5 separate regions of the Homo sapiens genome follow, and all the other regions are linked to region 3. Evidence: chromatin loops called from intact Hi-C (ENCODE). Cell type or tissue: B cell. All regions are shown on one strand. Each heading gives the region's core, and the rest is flanking DNA. Links, peaks and the distances in the headings are about the cores only.

Region 1 (4,671 bases), core at 196-4,195, 550 kb after region 3:
TGAACCAATTGGGATGATCCTGTCTCTTCAGGCTTGTTTAGGGTTGCACATTCCCTGGGTCATTGCTCTATTCCTTATAGAAAATTCTATGGGTTATTGGTAGGATTGTGACTGTTGTATGTCAGTCTGACTAGGCTAAACTAAATTTCCCTGAATTTTCTTTCCTGAATGATTCCTGAAAAAGAAACGTGAGCCAAAGTAAACATTGTTCTGTGAGCTTGGTGGGGCGGAAGTGAAGCAGCTATTTTGTAGCTGGCACACACTGCTGCCCGTCTGCTGCCTCACCTGGTGCATGGGCAGCAGCTGGGCCTGCAACTGTTCCACCTCCCTGGATCTTCCTCCAGCTTCTATGATCCTGGGCCGGGCTTCTTTGGGAGGGCATTCCAACCGCTAAGGTCAGAGGCACTGAGAGCCGACGCGGGTTTCAGTTTGCCCCCGTGTGTCCAGCTTATACCTGGGAACCCAGTTTGTTCTTGCTCTCCCCCTTTAAGTTTCTATCCATCATCCCTTCCCAACTTCCTGCCCTGCAGACTTCAGGCTCCAGCATCAAATGCAACAGCAGACATATAGAGGCAGCTTCACTGGCACCCACCATTGTGTAAAGTCAAATCCCTTCTGATTGATCAATCAATTGATCGATTGATAGATGGATTGCTCCATCTCTTAGTGGTTCTGCCTTTCCCTTCCAACCCTAATTGAAACAATACCCCTGTCCCAACTATGTAAGTCAATGTTTGTTTAAGATTGGCTTCAAGCTGCCAGGATCAACATTTTTCTTTTAAATGTATTTCTTGTTTTTATTCAGTGCTCTGTGACCATCTCTTAGCCATAACATTAGCTTGTGGCTTGGCTTTTCACATATGATTAAGATTAAAGATCAAGATTTTATGACTTTTCCCCAAATCCTGATTCTGGACCTAAGATAGCCTTAACATTAAGCATTTGGTATTGGACAAATGGAAAGTGAATATTTACATAATTTTATTTTGATTCTTTATATTCTTATATGAAAATCTTTTCATTACCTTTTTTTTGGCTTTAGATTTAATAATGGTTACATTTGTACAATGTCCTTTAGCATTAAGAATAATAACTAGGGGCCAGGTGTAGTGCTTTATGCCTGTAATCCCAGCACTTTGGGAGGCCAAGGCGGGTGGATCACCTGAGGCCAGGAGTTCGAGACCAGCCTGACCAACATGGAGAAATCCTCCCCGCTACTAAAAATACAAAAATTAGCCAGGCATCAAGGCGCATGCCTGTAATCCCAGCTACTCAGGAGGCTGAGGCAGGAGAATCTCTTGAACCTGGGAGGCAGAGGTTGCAGTGAGCCGAGATTGTGCCACTGTACTCCAGCCTAGGTGACAAGAGCGAAATTCTTCTAAGGAAAAAGCCACAAGATCCAGTAAACTACATAAAATAAAACAGTCATGTTTCATACAGTGAACATTCTGCAATTGTATTTGAAGTAAGGATGATAGTGCAAATTCTAACATACTTTCTAAGTCATAGGTTGTTACAAATAATGGGAGACAACTTACCTCTTTATGAACAAAATAGCCTATGTTTTATCTAGTAGTTGGATAGACTCATCTTGTTGCTAAATGTGTCTCATGTTGCCGTCTACTTGTAGGAAAAAATAATACACGTTACAAACCATTTACCCGACCTCCATTATTCCCTAGGGCAGCATAAAAGCATGTTTTTAAATAAATGTAAACACATGGTTAGCCAAGGATGACAGAACTCTGGATCATTTCTCTATCTTTCCAAAACTGAAATAATTTTAAGGCCATAAAAAATGTCACAGCATGGTTTTAGAAAGAAGGCAATCCAAAAATAAAGACACGAATTCCCATAAAAGCTAGGCTATGGGTATGAGGTGCCCGTTGCCATGGGGTAATAGAAATCTAGGAGTAGGAGAGACAATGAATCTGAACTGTCTCAACTTTGCTATGTCCCTGGATTGAGGTACTTGGCAGCCCCGAGGGAACGGAGTGATTGGAGGCATGACCTTTGGAGCTAATGTATTTCTGTACTCCTGTGTTTATCGCAGGGCATTTGGTTGAATTAGTGCCACTTCCTGCCCTAAGGATCTCACAATCTAGTATGTCCCCATTTGTTCCTAAGCTTGGTCTTAGTTTCTGCATTCTCCCATATGATTCCACTCAATATCTTCTCAACAGTAAGCTTGTAGTTGAATTTCTTGGGAGGACGCTCCCAGAACATCATCCTCAGCAGCTGCAGGGTGTCTCTGGGGCAGGTCTTGAGACTGCCTTAGGCTCTCTGCTGCCCTCTCCTGGCCACAACTGTCTCTACTGCCAAGGTGCTAATGCCGAACCCCTGTGGGATCTCTGGTCCAAGGAAACATCTGCACACAGGCCAGGGATGGCGCTTAGCTTCATCTGTGCTGCAAACTCTCATCAGTAGGCTTGCTGGCTCTGTGACCTTACTAGCTGAACTCCTTAATCTCTCTGCACTTCATTTTTCTAGTCTATAAAATGGAGATAACAACAGCACCTACCTCAGAAGACTGTTATGAAGAGTAAGTGTATTACTATTTATGAGTCAATTAGGACAGTAGCTTGCACATAATAAGTGTGATATGAGCGTTTGTTAAAACAGTTAAACAATCAAACAAACATAGAATTAGAGTGCTGACTAGAGAACAGCTGGTGATGACGCGGGAGGGAGATCTAGGATCTATTAGAGATGTCTTCCAAGGACAAGGGAGAGGGGATTATACAAGAGTGAGGTGTTGTCCCTGATATAGACCTGAATGGGCTCAGCCCTAGACACACTTTTAAAGGTGATATGCTTACTACAACTCTTCAACACCTATTCTTCTTCTCTTTAAAAATGATCTGAAATTTATTCTCTTGGGGATAAAATTTATTGTATATATTATATATATAATATAATTCTTGTTATGTATGTGTATATATATAATTATTTGTGTATATATGTGTATATATATAATTATTTTTATTGCGTGCTACTATTCCAAGCCAGATGCTAAGTGCTGGGGACACATGTAAGCAAGTTAAACTGGCCCCTCGCCAGATGAAACTTAGTTTGCAGTTGGTGAAACAGACATTACAGAGATAATTGTGCAGTTGCTTATTTAGTTACAACCATGAAGAATACTCTGAAGGGCAAAGACAATGTGTAACAGAGTCCTGTCCTAATCCTGGCGGTTAGAGATAGTGTAGTTAAGGAGATGATATTTAAGCTTAAAAACAGAACTTAGGGAAGCTGGTCAGCCCAGGGCTTGGGCTTGAGGAAGAGAAGGGCATTTCACATAGAAGGAGCTGTGTGGGCAAAGGCTCTGGAACCATTTTGTACTATGAGAAATCCAAAAAAGAAAAAGATTTAAAAAGGAAGGGGTGGTCAGTAGCAGTCATTTAACATAATCACCTGTTTCTCCCAAGGGCAGATTGCATTGGTCCTCTACATTTTACCAGCATTGTGTAATATCAGTATGGAATAGAAAGGATTGTAATTCTGATTGGGGGAGGAGAAACCTTCATGGCGATAATTTTATTAGGGTTTTAAAGGATCGGCTGGGCTTCAGCAGACATAAACTAGAGGATAAGAAGCTATAGACTAAGTAAATTACTCTGAAATTATAAAACTTTTGGTATTAGCAAGTTGGTAGAATTTGTTTATTTCATAGGTCCCTTCTCCAGCCTGCTGGAAGCACACCATCAAATCTGCAGCCAGAACCATTTACAGTAAAGTTGTCCTGTTTATAGGTTTTTTCCATAAGCTGTTTTATTTTTTAATAAATAAGAAACAATGCCATTGTCCTTTACAAAATAGCTGAGGTTTTACTTGAACAAAATCTGTTTGGAAATGTTAAGCTGGTTACACAGAACTAATATGCCTCAAGGTGGTCATTCTCTCTGGATTAAAGCTGTGGGACAATTGTGGCTCCTGTTACAGGGAAAATTACAATGGGCCATTATGAAAAGGGACAAAAATCTCTGTTCCCAGAGGGGGACTGACAAGCTGAAAGTCCCTCTCTACATGCCAACACAAAAGCCTGATTGCTTCAGATTGTTTGTTTATGTAAATCAAAAGGATGCCTTTAACTCTGCCAGGGAACTGGCAAGCAACAAAGAAGGTGGTGATTGGCTGGATTCTTGCTCATGGCTCCTGGCAGATCTGACAAATCCTCTTGCTTTTGCTCTAATCTCTGTCTGGATACTTTTAGGAAAAGAACCTTGTTATTATGTACTAAAGTGAATAATTTGTGCTCTTAGAGTAGGAGTTGGAACTATAGGACTTGAAGGCAAGAGCAGGTATCTTATCAAGGATCTACTCACTCAGTTTCCCTAAAGCTCTCTCTCCAGATCGGATTCAACCGCACATCATGACAGATGTTCCGGCTACATTTACCCAGGCTGAGTGTAATGGGGATAAACCACCTGAAAACGGTCAACAAACAATCACTAAAATCAGTGAGGAATTGACTGATGTGGACAGCCCCCTGCCACACTACAGGGTAGAACCCAGTCTGGAAGGTGCACTCACCAAAGGAAGTCAGGAGGAAAGAAGAAAATTACAAGGGAACATGCTGCTCAACTCATCCATGGAGGACAAAATGCTAAAAGGTAAAGTGTTTCCCTTCTCCTTAATTTTCTTGTTTTGACTTATAAATTTACCCTGGAT
Region 2 (4,671 bases), core at 486-4,485, 1.5 Mb after region 3:
ATTGTAATATATAATGAAATATATATTGAATATAATATATATTCAATAATATAAATATAATAATGAAATAATTATACAATTCACCATAATGCAGAATCAGTGGGAGCCCTGAGCTTGTTTTTCTGCAACTAGATAGTCTCATCTGGGGATGATGGGAGACAGTGACAGATCATCAGGCATTAGATTCTCATGAGGAGTGCAGAACCTAGCTTCTATGAGAGTCTAATGCTGCTGCTGATCTGACAGGAGGTGAAGCTCAGGCCTTACTGCCAGCAATGGAGAGTGGCTGTAAATACAAATGAAGCTTTGCTGGCTCTCCCTGCTGCTCACTTCCTGCTGTGCAGCCTGGTTCCTAATAGGCCATGGACTGTTAGGCCTTGGTCTGTGGCCTGGGGGTTGGGGACCCTTGCACTAAATAAAACTTTCCCAGTAGTTAAAGAACAGCAAAAAACTGAACATTTTCACAAAGATGCCCTTAAAAGTATACTCTGATTGCTAGTCAGGCTTCCTTGTCTCAAGGTCCACTATTGTGTATGTACCTTCCTCTTCAAAAGCATCTTTCCTCTTTTCTCTATGGTATGTATCTTTAAAACTTTATGGTAGTTTATCTCATGGAGGGTCCAGCCCCCTTTCTCAATCAGCACAACCCACAGGACATTATGTTTAGCAATACCTTTCCCAAAGTCTTAGGTAGGCACAGAAAAATAAATAAATAAATAATAAATAAAAATAAATAAATAAAATAAAATAATAAAAATAAATAAAAAATAAACAAAATAAATAAAATAATGCCACAGAAAAACTCTCTCATAGCACAGTCTCTGTAGAGTTTTCATTCCAATTCTTGCCCATTGGTAGCAGTGAAGATTTGCCACCTAATTCTTCTTGATCATCTATGGGATTCTACTTACATATATATCTCAAGGGCAAATAATTATCACCAAAGACAATTCATATTAAAGAAGAAAAATATCTCCCCAAATATAACATAGTCTGTACTGAGTCAATCCTAAATGGAGATAACTGGATACATTTTCATGCAGATTATTGTCCATTTCCACAATATTCATTCTCCTGCTTCTAAGCATGCCCAGATTCCTTCAGGTCTATAAGAAATAGGATCCATCTGTAACCTTTTCATGTGACAGCAACTCCCTTCCTACACAAAGATGTTGAAATTGTGGGATTACTAAAGATCATGGATATGAACGTGTGTGTATGTACGTGTGTGTGTTTGTATAAAATGGGTGGAGAGTCATTTTTCAGTTATATTTAGCTTGGCTCTTTAAGGTATCTGAATTTATTTACTATTTGAACTAATGTTTGGGTTCTTGGCGATAATAAAATATTATGTAATCACAAATAGTGTGTAGATCTGAGAAGCACTCTGACATATGAATAAAATGCTTAAAGAGAATAGAAAGAAGGTCTTTAACTTAGAAAAAGAAGATAGACAAATTTAAAGAATAAAGATTCTTAAACTTTGTGATACATTACTATACTTATGCAAGTATAAAATACAGAATGCTATCATGTGATGAGTTCTGATGAAATTAAAAAATTTATTCTCGTAGAATCTATAATTTTGCTATTCCTGCGAAACATATTTTACCTCACAGGATTAGGTGAATTCTAAGTTCCCAGCTATAAAAATGTATGAATCTCTTTGCTTCCACAGCCATTCATTAAATGTATTTGATTATTTATTTCCACCAGGCATAATTATTTATAGCTTAATGGCCAGGAACCTAAAAAATTCCAAGATGAATTGGAGAGCATTCCTGCCCTTGTGGCGCTCAGTCTAGTAGTAGAAGAGCTAGATAAATAAACAGAAAAACATTGGAAATAGAAGGATGTACAGAGTGTGACACAAGTAAATGATCCATTTTAGAGTATGTGCATGGGAGGTATGAAGTGCAGGATTGTGTCATTGTTAGGTAAAACAAAAAATTTCGCGGAAGAGGGGGCCAGACACAGTGGTTCATGCCTGTAATCCCAGCACTTTGCGAGGCCAAAGTGGGTGAATCACTTGAGCCTAGGAGCTCAAGACCAGCCTGGGCAACATGGTGAGACGCTCCCCCATCACTACAAAATATACGAAAATTAGCTGGGTGTGGTGGCATGTGCTTGTAGTTCCAGTTACTCAGGAGGCTGAGGTGGGAGGATGGCTTCAGCTTGGGAGGCAGAAGTTGTGGTGAGCCTAGATTGCACTACTGCACTCCAACTTGGGTGACAGAGCCAGACCCTGCCTCAAAACAACAACAACAACAACAACAACAAACAAACAAAAAACAAAAGACATTTCAGAGGCTGGGGCACTTGAGCTGGGCCTAGAAGGGTAGACAGTACTAGGAAGTACATTCCAGCCTAAGAAAAGAGCTCGTGCAGAGGTACTAATGCATGAAGCAGCACGGACAACTATTAGTTAACTAGGAGTAAAAGCTGGAGGTGGGGGTGCAGCAATAAAAAGGTGGAAGATATACAGGGAACAAAGGCTATTATGTTGAATGCCTCCTGCTTTGACTGCTGAATTTTCTGTAGTGGTGGTAAGAGGGTTTAATATGTCTGTGGTAAGAAGAGTTCCATCCTCCCTGGAAGTTTAAACAAAAGCAGGTACTCCAATTTGATTCTGACATGCCACACGTGTGATAATATTACAACTCCCTTTCCTTGGCCCAGTAGCAGTAAGTTAATAAATTGGTATCATATGTGTATGCACTGATATTGGTCAACAGCTAAGTTCTGTACTTACTATGCCTCACTAAGGCTTTGAACAGGTATTGGAGACAAGTGTATCAATTAGGATTCTATTTCAAATGACAGAAAATTCAATCCAAGCTAACTTCACCTAAAAGAGAACAAATTTACTCATATGATTTGAAAGTCCAGTGATCAGTCTAGCTCCAAAAACAGCTCAAAGGTCTTCAGCACCCAGTTTCTCCATCTTCATCTCCTGGATCCATTTTCTCTGTGTTGGCTCTGTTCTCCAGCAGGCTTGTGCCCTGTGGTGGCAATTTACATTTGTTCAAGTACAGAGAACAAAGAAATACAGAGATCCCTCCTGGTGGCTCCTGTACAAGTCTTGACCAGTCACTTTGGCTCCCTAGGGTGAAGACCGGTCAATGGAAAGAAGAACTAGTGCAATCTCTAGTACAGATGAGTAAGGTCTAGGTAGTATTTGTGTGATGATTTGTCTCCCGTGACACACCTGGATGCTAAAACCACAACCTCTTGGGATTCCTTTGCCAAGTGTACCCTGGCCTCTTCTTACTTGGGCTACTTCCCCAGTATCAGCTTCTAGTTCCTTGTTTCTCCCTCAGGAAACCTAATCGTTCTGTCTCTCTCCCCTTGTATGTGCCCACGGGAATCCTTTTAACAGTTTCAGAAAAATATTTTCCCCTTTGAAGCTTCTTCCAGATACTCTGGATTCTTTTTCTTAAGAATTTAGGATTTTATAAAACAAAGCCATAAATACTCATAGATCATTTTTGTTTGCATTTCCTTTTACCTCTTCTTGGGACAATGAACACCCAGTAGGAGATCTGCTTACAGGGGTGGAGAGGGAGGAGAGAAGCAATAGCAGAAAATACAGGGAAAAGAAAAATACAGACATGATGTAGATTTCAAAATATTATTCCAAGGAATCACATATATAATAAAGTTTCAAATTAGTAATGTAAGTGTCTTCTTCTTTCTCTCTCTCCTTCTCTCGTTTAAGATCTGAGGAGGCGGAGACCATTGGCAAACAAGCTAGTGAATGAGTAGGCCTCACAAATGTGTGATGTAAATTAAGCCTTGACAGGTATTATATGCCACCCTTCTTATTGGCATGGAATTTATGTCTCAGCCTCAGCTATGTATTTGCCCTGTTCTGACTTACGAGAAGTTATGTAATATTTTGTGTTTATAATTTTTAATATTATGCCCACAGGAAATTGATTTTTTAAAGTGTACTAGGTTTTATCCTGCTTTTCTGAGGACTGAACCCTTTATTAGCACTTCTAAGTAGCACATTTTAAAAAAGAATTCCTAGCAAAAGAAATTCAAGGAATAATCGAATTTTCCGTGTATACGGTCCAGTAATGCCTGTCAAAGGGATATATGGATTCAGGCTCCAACCAGGAAAACAGAAACTGCTCTGAGTATTTAACATAGGGAGAATTTAATTCAATAAATTTGTAAAACAGGTGAGAACAGAGCTAAGAAACCAAAAAAGGGACAGTTATTTTTCAAAAGGATGAAGGCACTGTGACTCCAAAATGGAAGAATAAAGGAAAGAGGCTGTGATACCGGGGCACAGGGTCAGAGGTCATGGATCACTTGGCCGGAGCTGGAGTGTGGCAGTGTGGTGGGGAACACCCTAGCTTTTCCTACCCTCCAGCTCTCCACTGTCCTCCTCCAGCTTCCCATTCAAACCCAGCTGGCAACCAGCTCACAAGGAAGCTTGGAAATGCAGCTTGCAGGGATTAGTGTCCCTGTGATATGGACCAGAGGAGGGGAAAGAAGAACCAGGAATGAAACCGAGGGCAAACAAGTCTAGGACCCTAAACCCACACAGAGGATTTTAAAAAATTCATAGTTAACAAATCCTAGTTGGAGGTTGATAATTTATACTAGAACAACAAAGTTGTTTGCAGTGGCTCCCATCAATGGGAGGATACCAAAGTCTGG
Region 3 (4,671 bases), core at 503-4,502:
CCAAAGGGCTGTATCCTTGTGTGCACAGGGCTTGTGTGGAAGGCTGTATCCTGCTGGAGGAGTGGAGGAGCCTTTTGCCTCTTGCTTTACACACACACACACACACACACACACACACACACACACTTTATGTCGAAAGGCCACAAGTACTGTTACAGGACCCCAACACTTACCCAAAGGTAGCCGTTGGGTCAGGGTTTCTGCACTAAAGTCCCTTCTGTGGTTGCCAGGAATATGTTTTAGGGCAGGGGTCCCAATCCAGACCCCAAGAGAGGGTTCTTGGATCTCACGCAAGAAAGAATTCAGGGCGAGTCCGCAGTGTAAAGTAAAAGCCAGTTTATTAAGAAAGCAAAGTGGTGAAAGGACACCTACTCCATAGACAAAGTAGGATGTTGCCGAAAGTAAGAGGAGGAACGATTCCATGCTAGGTACATCGCTCGTATATATAGGGAGATGTGCTCTGCTACAAGAGTTTGTGATAAATAAATAAATTACTATATTTTGCAAGAATCAATATTATCTTTAAAGCAAAATTAGGAATGCCTTTGTTCTCCAGATATCGGGATATCTGGACACTCCCAAGTCTGGGTTTGTTTAGTAAACACTATTAATTTGTTCCCTTAGCTGTAAACATCTAGAGGCTAAGAAAGCCTAACTTCCCGAGAATGCAGCCCAGCCAGTCTCAGTCTCATTTTCCTAGCCCTCATTCAAAATGGAGTTTCTCTGGTTTGAATGCCTCTGACAGTACCATCCAGAATTCTCCCAGTCTCCTGGCACACTAGTAAGTCACAGGAGGTTGAGTTAGAGTGTTTTTCACTGAGCCAGCCATACAATAAGACCACTATTGAAGGAACTGCTTAAGGAACAAATAATAGGAACTGTTCAGAGCATAACAGGATTCATTAATTCATTTATTTACCTACTCAGCAAAACTTTATTGAACACCCACATGAACCCTTCTGCTAAACATTGTGATACATGATGAATACAATCAGACCTGGTCCCTGCCCTCTTGCAGCTTACAGCCTGGGAGGGAACTCTAAAGGTTACCAAGAAGGGCCAGTTTGTACAATGAGGACTCCATGAATGTACATCATTGAGCTTCACAAGCTTTCACGTTTGTAATCTCATTTGAACTGCACAACCACCTCACGAGACAACCTGTATTCCCTTCTTAGGTTAAAAATGTGCCCCAGTTCAAAACAGTTTGTAAGTGGCAGAGCTGACACTTCAGCCAAGTGACAATGAGGGCCCTGTTACATCATTCTATAGAGCAGGGATACATATAGGTGCTCTTGCCTTGATTGGTACTGAACTTGCCTCTCCTGCTCCTCACCAATCATACAGGTACAAAGCTCTCTTTATGAAAAAAATGCTCCCACCTACTCCATCCTTTTGCTTACAGCTGGGGATTCTAGTTTTTTCACGTATATATGCCTTGTATTTCTAATTAGATTGTAAACTCCCAACCTGCAGGGACCAGATCTTCCATTTCCTTTGCAACCTTTTGCAGTACTGCAGTCACCCAATAAATGCCCTCTGCATGAATGAACCTGTAGAGATAAAAATACTTTATGGCATTCCCATTTATAGGTTTCATGTTTTTATTCTGCTTTGTGATAGGACTGTACATTATAAGCTTCTAGAGGGCAGAGAAAATGGCTTAGTGCTTTCCTTTACACTCAGCAGGAACCATGCAAAATTTGATCCTTGCATGCCTTTTTGATGCTCTGGGTAATATTAGCACACTGGGGTGTTTTTGTGTATCTAAGGACCGAGGTTATCAGACTCTCTGCAGCGGAGAATGTTCCTGCATTTCCACTGTAAGCTCCCATGGCGCCTAGGACAGGGCTAGATCACTGCAGAAGCCCCTCCATGCTTATTTCTGTTACTAAGGAAGCCAAAGGCGAACATGGCAAGCTCTGTCATAACCCTAGACCTTGCAAGGAAATGAGCAAAGTGGAAGGGGATCTGAAGGCAGGTCAGAGATGGCCTGGATGAGAATGCTAAGGCTTCTCTCTGAGAATCCAGCCCAAGTCTGACATGCAGGGCTCGAGTAGGTGGCCGCCCGCAGTCGCCGGGCCCGGGATGCCCGCCCGTCCGCCCGCCTGCCCCGCGCGCCCTCGGGAGCTGTCCAGACGGCCCCGCCCGCGCCTACCTGGGCACTCACCCGTGCCGCGCGGCCTCTTCTCCTCCCACCCCGGCCACAGGAGCCCAGCTCGGGCCTGCCCCGCCGCCTCCGAGGAGCCCCGCTGGCGGCGCGCTCATAGCTTCCACCCGGGCCAAGCGACCGGCCAGACAGCGCCAGGCGCGCCGGGGGCGGCGCGGTCAGGCTCGGCGGGGCTCGGCGGGCTCGCCCTCGGCCGGGCGCCTGCAGGGGGCGCGGGGACGGCCCCGCCCCGCCGCCTCCTCTCTCCCCTCCCGGCTCCCTGGATCCGCGCCGGGAGGAAATGATGTGTTGCTGCCTGGTTAATCACAGCTCCAGACACTCATTGGCCGAGCGCTCCGCAGCCACTTCCTCCTCCTCCTCCTCCCGCTCCTCCCGCTCCGGCTCCTGCTCTTTGCAGCCGCCGCCGCCGCCGCAGCCTCCCCCTCGGCGCAGGGGGAACTTTTCTACTCTCTGTGACGGTCTCCCCCGCCGCCCCCGGGGGCAAGCCCAGCTGGTCCGCCCGCCCCGCCCGCGGTCGTGCTCCCAGCCCGAGCCTCTGCGCCTCGGGAAGTTTATTCTGCCCGCCCTCCTCCCCTTCCTCCTCCTCTTCACCCCGCCTCCCCGCCCTCCCCCGGCTCTTTCCCCCGGGTGGCTGCCGCTGCCGCCGCTGCCGCTGCCAGCCTGCTCCTCGGCCAGCCGCGCCGGCCCCAGGGCCGGGAAGCTCCCGGCCCCACGCACCGCTCCGCTGCAGCCACCGCAGCCGCCGCCGCTCTGGGCCGGCCCTCGGCCCCCGGCTCCCGGCCCCGCAGAGTTCCGGGCTCCCTCGCCGGCTGCACCGCCCCGCCCCGCCCCGCGCCGCCCCGCGCCGCGCCGACCTGCAGCGCCCGGCTGCCTCGCACTCCGCCTCCCCCGGCTCAGCCCCCGGCCGCGGCGGGACCCGAGGTGAGCGCAGGTCGCCGGCCGCGCCTGCTGGAGCCGGGAGGACTGAGGGAGGAGGTAGCCTAGCGGGAGAAGAGGCAGGGATCGGGGGTGGCAGGGTGGGCGTCTGCGGTGCCTCCCCCTCGCTTTCATTCCTTTCTCCCCCAAGCTTGATCCCCTCTCCGTGGGGGAAGCAGCCGCGGAACAAAACTGTCTTGCTTTGGGCCTGAACTGCTGGTGGGATATGGGGGGTGGGGGGGCAGAGGCGTGGAGCGGGGGTCTCAGGTTTGTATTGGGGTGTGTGTGAGTGCGTGTGTGTGTGTGTGTGTGTTGTGAACTCCTTCAGGGTGTGCGACTCTGACTTGTAAATCGATCTGGCCGCGGGGCCACGGGGCTTACCTTCCTAGCTGAGCTTGTAGAGAGTAAGGAGATAGATAGGCGAATTTCCCCCACCCTCAAAATATCCATCTCTTCCAAGAGGAATTTTCTGCTGGAGAGACAGCCAATAAACTCTGCTCAACTCCCTCCCTCCCTCGGTTCTTCCTAGCTGCAGTTTCAAAAAGCTTCAAAGCCAGGAATGTGGGATTCATCTTCCGATCCCCAGAAGGCAAATGTGGTTACAGATGTTGCACGGTACTTTGCCAAGTTTAAAACCCTTCCTTCAACACTGTAACCAAAACAGTGAGGCTAGAACCTCGGGCGCACTAAGAAGAGATGTGGGCCTCTGGGGCCGCTGGATTCAGTAACTTCCGTCGGGTTCTAGACTGGCTCGGCTCTGTCCAGTTTGTGCCAGATAGTCTCCCACCCCCTCCCCACCCCTCCTTTCCCCTGGAGATTTGAACGCTGCTTGCATGGGAGAAAAGCTACTTAGAGAAGAAAACGTTCCACTTAGTAACAGAAGAAAAGTCTTGGTTAAAAAGTTGTCATGAATTTGGCTTTTGGAGAGAGGCAGCAAGGTAATACAATGGACTTGTCAATTTTATTGGGCTTTTCTTTCTTTTTTGAGGGATGTATGATAAGAGTTAGATGATGGGCAAAGGGGCCCGTTCCATACATGTTTTTACATATTTTTGAGAAGAGGCCCATGAATTGAGACATAACCCAGTGGTTTTAAAGAATCCTGTCCCAGAGATGCAGATTGCTCTGACAGCCCAAGGGAAGGCGGTGGCAAAAAATAGACACCACCTCCCTTTTCCCCAAAAAAATTCTTCCTGGAAAGGTGGTGTTAAGAAATTTCAGAGATGGGCTGATCCAAGTGGCGGGCCTTAAATGGAAACACTATAGTATGTCCTGGCACTTGTCTCTGGAGGTGGGTTGCTGGCCAGGGGCCCAGGCTTGGGCAGCCAGCAGACACTAGACTTGTGCTGACCTCAGACATCGGCCTCGCCATGCAGCTTCATAGTGTGCAGACTGCTTAAGTTTGAAATATGGGCCTCATCCATTTCACTGATGGGGACATAGGGGTCAGGAGGTTATCTTATGCCTGGATGGGACCTCGATCACTTATTTTATGATTCACTTGTTTTTATTTTCTGTCTTGGAATTTTAAAAAATGGAATTCTTTTGAAGCTGAAATCTAGGCCTTAAGTTGATGTAACTGGGTG
Region 4 (4,671 bases), core at 448-4,447, 250 kb after region 3:
GACAAGGTAAGGATCCTTGCCATCTGTTAAGGATTCTTTAGACCAGTACTGTCCAGTAGAGTTGTAATGTGGGCCACCTGTGTAATTTAAAATTTTCTGGTAGTCACACTAAAAAGTAAACAGAAATAGGTAATATTGATTTAATAATATATTTTATTCAACTCTATGTCCAAAATACTATCATTGCAACATTTAAGCAAGATAAAATTATTAGTAATGTATTTTTTACATTCTTATTGTTGTACTAAATCTTTGGATCTAGCATGTATTTTTTATTTACATCATATGTCGATTCAGTCTAGGCACATTTCAGGGGCTCAATATTCACATGTGGCTAGTGGCTACCGTGTTGATAACGCACCATTAGACTAAGAGGAAAGCATTGAGTTTGTGTAGAATATTGGAGTTATTCAATATTTGACTTCTTGGAATAATAAGCTTTTTTTTTTTTTTTTTTTGGAGACGGAGTCTTGCTCTGTCGCCCAGGCTGGAGTGCAGTGGCGCCATTTCGGCTCACTGCAAGCTCTGCCTCCTGGGTTCACGTCATTCTCCTGCCTCAGCCTCCCGAGTAGCTGGGACTACAGGCACCCGCCACCACACCTGGCTAATTTTTTGTATTTTTAGTAGAGACGGTGTTTCACCATATTAGCCAGGATGGTCTCGATCTCCTGACCTCGTGATCCGCCCGTCTCGGCCTCCCAAGGTGCTGGGATTACAGGCGTGAGCCACCGCGACCGGCCTTTTTTTTTTTTTTTTTTTTTTTTTTGCAAATGAGAGCTTTACAACTTGCAGAGGATGTTGCTTTAGAGACAAAATAAGTATGTGGGGAGTAAATCCCTGCCATTGTTGTAATGTGTATGGTTTAACAATGCTCTCTCATACACTACCCTTTTTGATCCTGGTCAAAGTTCTGGGAAATAGGGAGGAATTAAGTTCCATTTACTTTTGAGGAAGCAGACCCAGAAAGTTCATTACATTCTGCTATTTAGGCTCCCGGTATCATGATCTATTGGCAGATCACAATTTAAGGTGCAGTTATCAAATAATTAGCAAGCCAAACCAGACAAAATATAATGTGTCCTAGCAGTTTCTTGCCTTTTTAAAAAAGCATCTGTTTTGTGGGTGTCTGAAAGGGCTCAGATTTGTCCCACATCTCCAGTTTTTTGTTTGTTTGGATCCAGGATAAAACAAGAACAAAGTTTTTTTGTGCTTAGGAATATAAGATGGTGGCAGAAAAGATCCTCAGGATGCCACCCACATCTCAAAGTCCAACAACCATCTCATCTCCCATACTGTGATCCTTTGATAATAAAGTCAATTACATACAACATTTCACCATAGGTCTTTCATAGAACTTAGAACACCTAGCATATAATTTAGTCCTGAGCTAGGTGAAGAAGCAAGAAATGTTTTACTCTAAAGCAATTTTTATGACGCTATCACTTTTCAAGGAACCCCCAACAGTAGTAATAACACCAGTATTGTATTCTTGCTTTTTCGCGTTGTTCAGATTGAAATAATCCCATTCACTTTAATGTTCAGGCTCCATAGGTGAATTGAATTTAATTTCTATAAATTGGTAATGTTGCCGTTGTCCTTATATTTTCAGGCACAATCCAGGCCTTATATTTTCAGGCACCCGTTTGACAGTTAGCCTCTAGGGATTAAACAATACTCAAACAAGTTTTTCATATACTACTTTAAACAATTCTTCCCCTTCCCTTAATCCGTGTGTGTGTGTGTGTGTGTGTGTGTGTGTGTGTGTGTGTGTGTATGTTCCCTTAGTTCTTCAATTGCTGAAGTTGTAGCTGCCGAAATTATCTTCCATAGGTGAGGTCTTTTACCACCAGACGTGGGTCACACATTGTAGATGGCCACATCACCTGGCGCAGGTGGTCCAGCTTTGGTCGCCATTCATAGAGGGAAGGGTTCCCAAAAGGCACCCAAGAAGAGATGAAGTTTGTTAAACCAAAGCTTATAGGTCCAGAAGGCAGTCGGACAACTGGTCATTTCCAGGGATGAACAGAGAGGGCGCCCTTCCCCAGAGGCACAAATGGCCAGGACGCAGGGGTGGGACAAGCCAGTAGGAAGCCCGCGGGGCTCTCACAGCGCAACCTGGTTGGACTTAAGGACCCTGGACAACAAACGTCAGGAGAGCTAGGAGGCTGGCTCTTCTGCGGGAGGTTATAGAGCGGATCACCTGGGCGCAATCGCCGCGTAGTTGAAGTTTCCCTAAAGTCTCAGTGGGGCTTTTCCTCCCGTGAGAAGCCCCATTCCTGAGTATCTAGTCCCGGAGGCTCCGCACTGCTTCCCCACGCCCCCTCTTTCTTCGCCCCAGCTCTGGGCGATCTCACTGCCGGGCACAGGGCCGCCTTTGCCTGCCTGCCCTGCAGCAGCAGGCCCGGGCGGCTGCGAGAGGGCGCAGGGGGCGGAGGCGCGGCAGGGGCGGGCTCTGCCGCCCGCCCCACCACCCGCTCCCCGCCCGGCTGCGGGGCCAGTGGCAGGAGCGCCGCGCACCGCCAGCCGCAGGGGGCGTGGGATGGGGGCGGCCGGGGAGGGGGGCGCCCACACTGACTAGAGCCAACCGCGCACTTCAAAAGGGTGTCGGTGCCGCGCTCCCCTCCCGCGGCCCGGGAACTTCAAAGCGGGCCGTGCTGCCCCGGCTGCCTCGCTCTGCTCTGGGGCCTCGCAGCCCCGGCGCGGCCGCCTGGTGGCGATGACCCGGGCGCTCTGCTCAGCGCTCCGCCAGGCTCTCCTGCTGCTCGCAGCGGCCGCCGAGCTCTCGCCAGGTACGGTGCTGGTTTCTCTCCCGACGCCCGCGAGGGTGGGAGCTGGGAGGAGGTCTGCGGGTGAGCACGGGGGTGGGGGACAGGGGGTGCTCCGAGCAAACTGACCTTCGGGGCGGACAGGGAAGCGCCAGTCGGATTGAGGGGGCGCGGGATAGGGTGCAGCGTGGGCACCTGACGTCTGGCAGCCGTAGGGGTAGACAGGTGTGTTGGGGACGAAGCCGCCCGGAAGAGGGAAAAGGCAGCAGGGACGTGGGGGAATAAGTAGTAGGGGTGAGGTGGGTGACTAATTTGTGGGCAGTTTGCAGCGGAGAAAATAGGAGAGCGTTTGTGGGTGCGCGCATGGCTGGGAGCTGGGTTCACCCTGCAGGGACCTGGAGGGCTGCAGGTATGCGTCGGACGCGCTCTGTGCTAAGCCCCTGAGAGCTGCTCAAGGATGGTGGCATGGTGGTGGTGGGAGGTGGTGATTTAGTCTGAGTTTTAGGAGGCGGGGAATACCCCAAAAGCCGCAGATGCCAAGCTATGGAGGCGAGAGTGGGAGCTTAAATCTGTGTGGTTTGCAACGCACATTGCTTTCGAGGTACGATCTTTACTCAGAGTTCCTGGGGAAAAAAATTCTGGCAAGCGCCCCAGAGTTTATAACAGGTCTGTGCCTTGATAGGCTAAATAGAGCCCTCTACCCAATCTAGAAGCCAGACGTTTCTTTATAATGTTTACTAGAAAGTGGGGCAAATGCATCTTTGGTAAAATCATAATATGCTGTGACTAAAAGCCCTTTACCTCGAAAACTATTTTCATTACATTGTCCTGGATTATGCAGAGGAGGAGCAGATTCTTTGCTAACTCATTCTTTAAAAATTTCTATCAGACATTGAAGACATTTGCACATAAAAATCTGGTGTTTTCCCATAGAGCTGTGTTTTGTCCGAAGCTGATTTTGATGCATTTTGTTTTCCCAGATGACAATCTGTTTGACATTAATAGCTATATTCATGGTGGGTCGTTTTCCTCTTAGTGACATGTGCAAGAGAATGATTTGAATGATATGATTGCTGTCATGTACAGATTTCAGTGTTTCAGATGGCCTGAGAGAATCACTAAATACAATATTCAAATATAAATTTGATTATTGAAAAGGATTAATTGACAAAATCTGAGGATTAAAACATTCCAGTTATCTTTTAGGAAAACAGCCCAAGACTGTCGGAAAGATGATGGGATAAAGTGAAATATTTGCATTTAGAGTTAATAAATTTATAAGTGGGAGAAAACCAACTATGGGAAAGTCTTTAAAAAATGGGTGAAAACTCTGCTAACTTGGGATACTGAAAGTGCTCTTGACAATTTAATAGAGTTTACAAAAAAAAGTCTTCAAGGTATCACAGTTTTGATGGGGTGAAACTGCCTCTGGAGGCTGTCTGTACAACTCTTTTTATTTGGAGGAGCTGATAACTTGGCTGCACACATTTCTACAAAACAGATTCAATTTTTTTAAAATGTAGCTTCAAGGGTATATTTTGTTGTATACCCAGAATCTTTAGAAAATTTCAGAGACCTTGAGCATAGCAACATGCCTCATGTTCTTGAAAAGGCATGGAAACTTTTGACATTGAAATATGCAAAAAATAAAAAAAAGATAATCCATTCAAAGTCGCTCACTTAAAATTTGAAGTCTAAGAAAAATGCATGATATGGAATAATATAGTAGAGATGTATTTATTGAAGCTGAACTTTTATGAAAAACTTTTCTATGTCAAGTGCAATCATTTTCAAATCTCCTTAAGAAGTTTTTACCCCTCTGTGTCCCACGTTAACAATGTATATTGCTACTTATAGTATTTATTCTTAACTTTATATAAAACTCTGGCTATTTAGTAGAAAGATT
Region 5 (4,671 bases), core at 461-4,460, 380 kb after region 3:
TAGAAGAAGTGGTGGAAATATAAAGTTGCCATTTGGTTAATGGCACAGTAATAATTGTTTTAAGGACAATTCAATTGGTGTTAAAACTAGTGTGCAAAAATATAATTAGAAACAAGATATTTACACAGTTTCAGACTATCTTCACTAGCTAATTACAAGGGGAAATATTATCTTTATTGTGGAGAAACTTGGCAGACTAACTTAACTAAGCGATCAAAGTTAACATCATCAAAATGTGACACTTTGACAACATGGACTCTCTATATGATGCACTGAGAAGAGTATGGTATCATTTCTGGGGTATTCTTGCCAAAAATACATGAGTTTTATTTAATCATAAGGAAATATTAGACAAACAGATTGAAGAATATTCTATTAAACAGCTGACCATACTCTTCAAAAGTGTCAAGGTCATGAAAAAGAAAAGACTAAGAAACTGTCCCAGATTGCAGAAGACTGAGTAGACATGACAAATAAATGCAACTTGAGATCCTGGATGACATTCTGCATTGAGGGTGGAGAAAGGCCTAAAGAGAGCCAGGCTGGACTTTATGCAATTGGGACAACTAGTTGTTTGAATAATTAATTAGACATGGCTGAAAGAATAATCTGGGAGGTGGTGCTGAGCATAGAATTTAATAACTCCCTTGTAGAACATTGTACTTCTCCAGTGTAACTTTTCTCAAATGATAATGACATGTCCATATCTTTTACTAGAATGTAAGCTCCATGAACACAGAGAGTTGTCACATCTATCTGGTTTGTCACTCTGTCCAAGCGCTCAATGCCTTGCCAATAAACGTGGTTTAAAACATAACCTTAATCTGTGGCTGGTTAAGTTCATGCAAGCAACTTTTCCCCTCACCTCTGCTCTGGGAGGCTTTGCTGGTTGGGTGACTCTTTTTACCTAAGAATGACTAAGGGGTTCATCCCTTTATTTAATGACTCCTTATCTTTCAGGCTCAATATAAGCCTCATCGTTTAGTCAAAAGTGTTAGGCTTTAGAGGCTAGATGGAATTCAAATTCCAGTTCCCTCACTGATCAGCCTACAGCTTAGTTTGGTCTTTCCTCCTCTCCAGGAATGGCTTCCTCAACAGTGAAGAAAGGCCTTTGAATTTTAGACCAGTGATTTTTAAGCTGTTTTTTTTTTAAATTTGTTTTGTTGTTGTTATGATTATTGTGGGTGGATTGTTTGCTTACTTGCAGATCCGCTTTCTTTAAAGGAAGTCTTTATGTAGTATCCAGAGGTGTACATAAATAATACAGGTTAAAATGGCATTGTTTTCATCTGGTTGGAGGTGGGGGGAAGTGAGGGTAGGGAAGTGGTTTTGGGGGTGGTACAAAGCCTGTCCAACTACCCATCCCTTCCCCTAATGCCACCTCACCCTGGGAGCCTTTGAGGTCCTAATCACAAACTTCTAGTCCATAGTTTGAAAAATCTAGAAGTTTGCTACAATTATTCTGCCACCTTCAGAAGCACTGTTCTCTCCTGTGAACTGTGGCATTTATCCTTGCTGTTTTCCATGTTACATTTACCATGCTACTATCTGGACTGGAAGGAATGGGATATATCTTTTTAGACCCAAGTTCTAGTACAAAACCTTCACCCAATAGTTCGCTTACTGTGAAAGTTAATTACACACATTGATTTATTATTGTCATACTGAACTAAATAAGATTCAAGGGGTAAGGGAGAAAATGACTGGGGGCACATAACACCTACCCCAAGAATTGTCCACATGCCCAGTTGCTGAAACAACCTGCTGACACTCTTAAGATTAATTTTACCTACCACCATCACTCACCAATCAGAGCTTGCCAGTCCCCCAAAACTTTGCTAGTGCCAATGAGTTTTCTTTCAAGATAACATAACATTTCTCTTTCCAGTAAAACTTCCAACCTTCTCTTTGTTCTTCAGACATACTGAAGACCACCTCTGTGTGTGTGTATAACTCATATTGCAATTCTGTGATTCCCAAATGGAACAGTGAGTTTAAAGATTCTTCTTTATATTTCATTTGACTTTGACATTGGCAAATGTTTCTTGATGATGACCACTGGTTCAAGGACCTCCAGCAACTTCCTGGAGGAGGTGGCCCGTAAGTCAGGCTTGGGGAGAAGTTGAATTAGTGGGCAGGAGGTCATTGTTCTTGATTAGTGAGGGTTATGCAGGGATGACAGACAGAGGAAGCCATGCAATGGGTAGCTCTTAAGAGTTGTTAGGGACACAGGGAGATAGAAGGTGTGGGAGTGAGGCATGGAGCCCAATAGTGGAGTAGCTCGGCTATGACCTAAGATGGCCTAAAGCCAGAAACAGAAACTATCATGGTATATCTTAAATTAATTCCATAGTGTAGCATCCTCAGCAAGATATTCCAGGAAGGTAATGGGAACTGGCTAGTTTCCAGGTATCTTTAGCTCAAACAAAATGTGAGCAGCCTCTAAGGCAAAACTTTTCTGGACATTTCCAAGGGTACATCCCACATTCCCTATTTTCAGCACAAGCCTGCACTGTATTTCGGATCCAGGTGAGAAGATGATGATTGCTCCAGTGCAGGAACACTGCACCAGGCAACTGCACTGGCTTGGCTAGAGGCACTAGCCAGCTGCTGACTGTTGGTGGGAGTATCCTGCCCTCTGCTGGATTTGGCGGGAAACATGAATTTGCATTGCCTGCTAAAGAATTAAGGCTGAAAGCTTTTAGAACTGAAAATAAATATTTGCTTGTGTGTTGATGAGGTTTAATTAACTTGGGAATGCATTCCTTAAATGACATCGGGATTCTCAGGTAATTTCCAGGTGTCAAGGAAAAAAAATCGTTTTATATCATATACAGACCTCCTGTTCAGTAAATTTGGGTGCATAATATAAAGTGCCAGCATTTTGTTCTGTAAAGAATAAAAGTTGCATCTATAATAATTCTTAAAGTGTTCACATAGTGTTGTAATTTGATGAAAGAATAACAAGAGTGCAGTTAGACTGTTGGGGTTTATATATTAATTCTGCAAGATACTGAATCTCTCTGAGACTCGGTCTCTTTATCTGTAAAAAGATGCCATACTCATCTTGAAGGGTTGCTGTGAGGATCAAGTGAACTAAGAATATTTACAGGAGCACTTTACTATGCCCACTAAAAGTATGTGGTTTTAAACATACATGCTATTCACAGGTTAAATTATTGATTTCCCTGTTTATTTTGAGTAAAACTGAAAAACAGACATCAATGTTTCAAATCTAGATAATGACAGGACTCTTCCTAAAATACTGAAAGAGATCAGCAGCCCCTAATTTTTGCAAGAGCCTTTGAAGATGGGACAACTTTTTACTAAGTAGTATTTATCTCCAATTGCTGGTCATTCTGTTCTGTGCAATCAAGAGAAATGTCTCTATTTCTCACTTTCATAAAGAGAAAAATGGCAGAACCTAATTCTAAGGATAATGTTTTCCAGCAGCCATTGCCTTGGTTTCCTCTCCTTCTTTTCTCTTTTTGATCCTTCCCTATCCCTTTATTCTGTTCTCTTCCTATGTAAGTTGAAATCAGAAATAAGCAGTTTCAGCTGGCATTGTCATTGCTGTTGATGTTTAGCTGTTTCTCATCCTCCTGTAGAAGTTCCACAGGTATATAGTTTTCCCTTCAGTGCTATTATATTTGGAGTAGATAGAACATGGCCCAGGCTCTGAAGTTTTTTGCCATCTAAGGTGTGAGAAGCTGAGTAATAATGGTATTATTAATGTAGCACCTCTCTAATAAAAATAATAGATCTGTTTTCAACTTAATAATTTATTTAATTGATTTTATTCTCTTCATTAACAGCTCTGCTTAATAAAAAGATTTTTTAAAATCCAATTTGTGCAACCAGCTGAAGAGTAAACCCAAGTAATTGATCACCTTGCCAGCCTCAGTAAATGCTATATTGATGTGTTTTAGGAAATCCACGTTCAACAAAGATTTATACTAATTGCTGAAGATAAGAAGGAATAAGATATGATCTCTATACATGATATATTTTGGGAAGAAATTGGCTAAGAAGATATCATGTGCTCTTGAAGAATGAAGTTTTTTAAGTAGAAAAGGTGGGTGTGCGTGTGTGTGTGTGTGTCTGTGTCTGTCTGTCTGTCTGTCTATTGAAGCTGGGTGGGGGCAGGCTTCAAGACAGAGGGTACCAGGTAAGCATCACATACTGTTATGAAAACCTATGCTGTGGCCAGAGTGATAAGGAGGATGAAGATGAGGCTGAGGCTGGAAAGGTACTTTGGGGCCAAAGGAAGGTGCTACTTAACTGCTAAGATGTGGAGCTTGAATTTCATGGGGTATGTGTGTTAACCAATACATTTGAATGTTGGATCAATATTATACCTCCATCATATTCTGGTTCATCAGAGAAGTATTTTTTAGGGAGGAATGTTGGGTTTTAAGTGGCATTATAGTTCTCTACAACTTTAAAAATATATGTAAATTTCTGAGTGAGAACCACAACAGCCTCTATGTTCAGTCCAAACTAGGGTGGGTTAGTGATTCCCTGTGTAACCCAGGGTTCCAGGTTTTTGGGTATGCACTGTGAGGAAATCCCCACTTGTGTCTGTTGTATCTTGAGTTCTTATTTCAAAAATCTCTGGGAAGAAGCTCAGCCCTGGAAAAACTAAAACTGGCTGGATCCAGAGATGCCTGA

The links. Hi-C counts contacts between places; a loop is a spot of excess contacts. Peaks named below come from ENCODE experiments on the same cell type or tissue, not always from the same donor. Only the 100,000 strongest peaks of a DNase experiment are listed, where the experiment ranks them.
Region 1: it touches region 3 in a loop (2.9-fold over the local background); 4 of 110 quality-filtered maps call a loop at or near these places.
Region 2: it touches region 3 in a loop (14-fold over the local background); 5 of 110 quality-filtered maps call a loop at or near these places.
Region 4: it touches region 3 in a loop (9-fold over the local background); 13 of 110 quality-filtered maps call a loop at or near these places.
Region 5: it touches region 3 in a loop (9-fold over the local background); 6 of 110 quality-filtered maps call a loop at or near these places.

The regions. Positions count from the first base shown.
Region 1 is chr2:157,325,344-157,330,014 of GRCh38, reverse strand. It overlaps ERMN (ermin), which reads left to right and starts at 4,191. Exons shown (of 3, transcript NM_020711.3): 1 at 4,191-4,613. The coding sequence starts at 4,373. RefSeq lists an enhancer at 3,758-4,307. In B cell, for the core only: CTCF peaks have their summits at 2,093 and 2,292 (motif pointing left); a DNase peak (open chromatin) is centred at 2,284; H3K4me3 peaks cover 370 bases.
Region 2 is chr2:156,345,439-156,350,109 of GRCh38, reverse strand. It overlaps LOC124906082 (a long non-coding RNA gene), which reads right to left and starts at 3,002. Exons shown (of 2, transcript XR_007088691.1): 1 at 2,869-3,002. In B cell, for the core only: no CTCF peak of the experiment used is centred there; no DNase peak of the experiment used is centred there.
Region 3 is chr2:157,874,216-157,878,886 of GRCh38, reverse strand. It overlaps ACVR1 (activin A receptor type 1), which reads left to right and starts at 2,557. Exons shown (of 11, transcript NM_001111067.4): 1 at 2,557-3,091. LOC105373714 (a long non-coding RNA gene) reads right to left here and starts at 2,303. Exons shown (of 2, transcript XR_923518.3): 1 at 2,171-2,303. RefSeq lists silencers at 1,996-2,185, 2,206-2,445, 2,506-2,725, 2,736-2,785, 2,876-3,085 and an enhancer at 2,316-2,610. In B cell, for the core only: a CTCF peak has its summit at 2,444; DNase peaks (open chromatin) are centred at 2,596 and 3,006; H3K4me3 peaks cover 2,396 bases; H3K27ac peaks cover 2,081 bases.
Region 4 is chr2:157,626,690-157,631,360 of GRCh38, reverse strand. It overlaps ACVR1C (activin A receptor type 1C), which reads left to right and starts at 2,497. Exons shown (of 9, transcript NM_145259.3): 1 at 2,497-2,789. The coding sequence starts at 2,717. RefSeq lists a silencer at 2,553-2,782. In B cell, for the core only: a CTCF peak has its summit at 2,174; a DNase peak (open chromatin) is centred at 2,570; H3K4me3 peaks cover 2,014 bases; H3K27me3 peaks cover 1,266 bases.
Region 5 is chr2:157,490,352-157,495,022 of GRCh38, reverse strand. No RefSeq gene overlaps it. Among named protein-coding and RNA genes, the nearest start is that of CYTIP, 49 kb to the right of the region's middle. In B cell, for the core only: CTCF peaks have their summits at 2,430 and 2,630 (motif pointing left); a DNase peak (open chromatin) is centred at 2,632.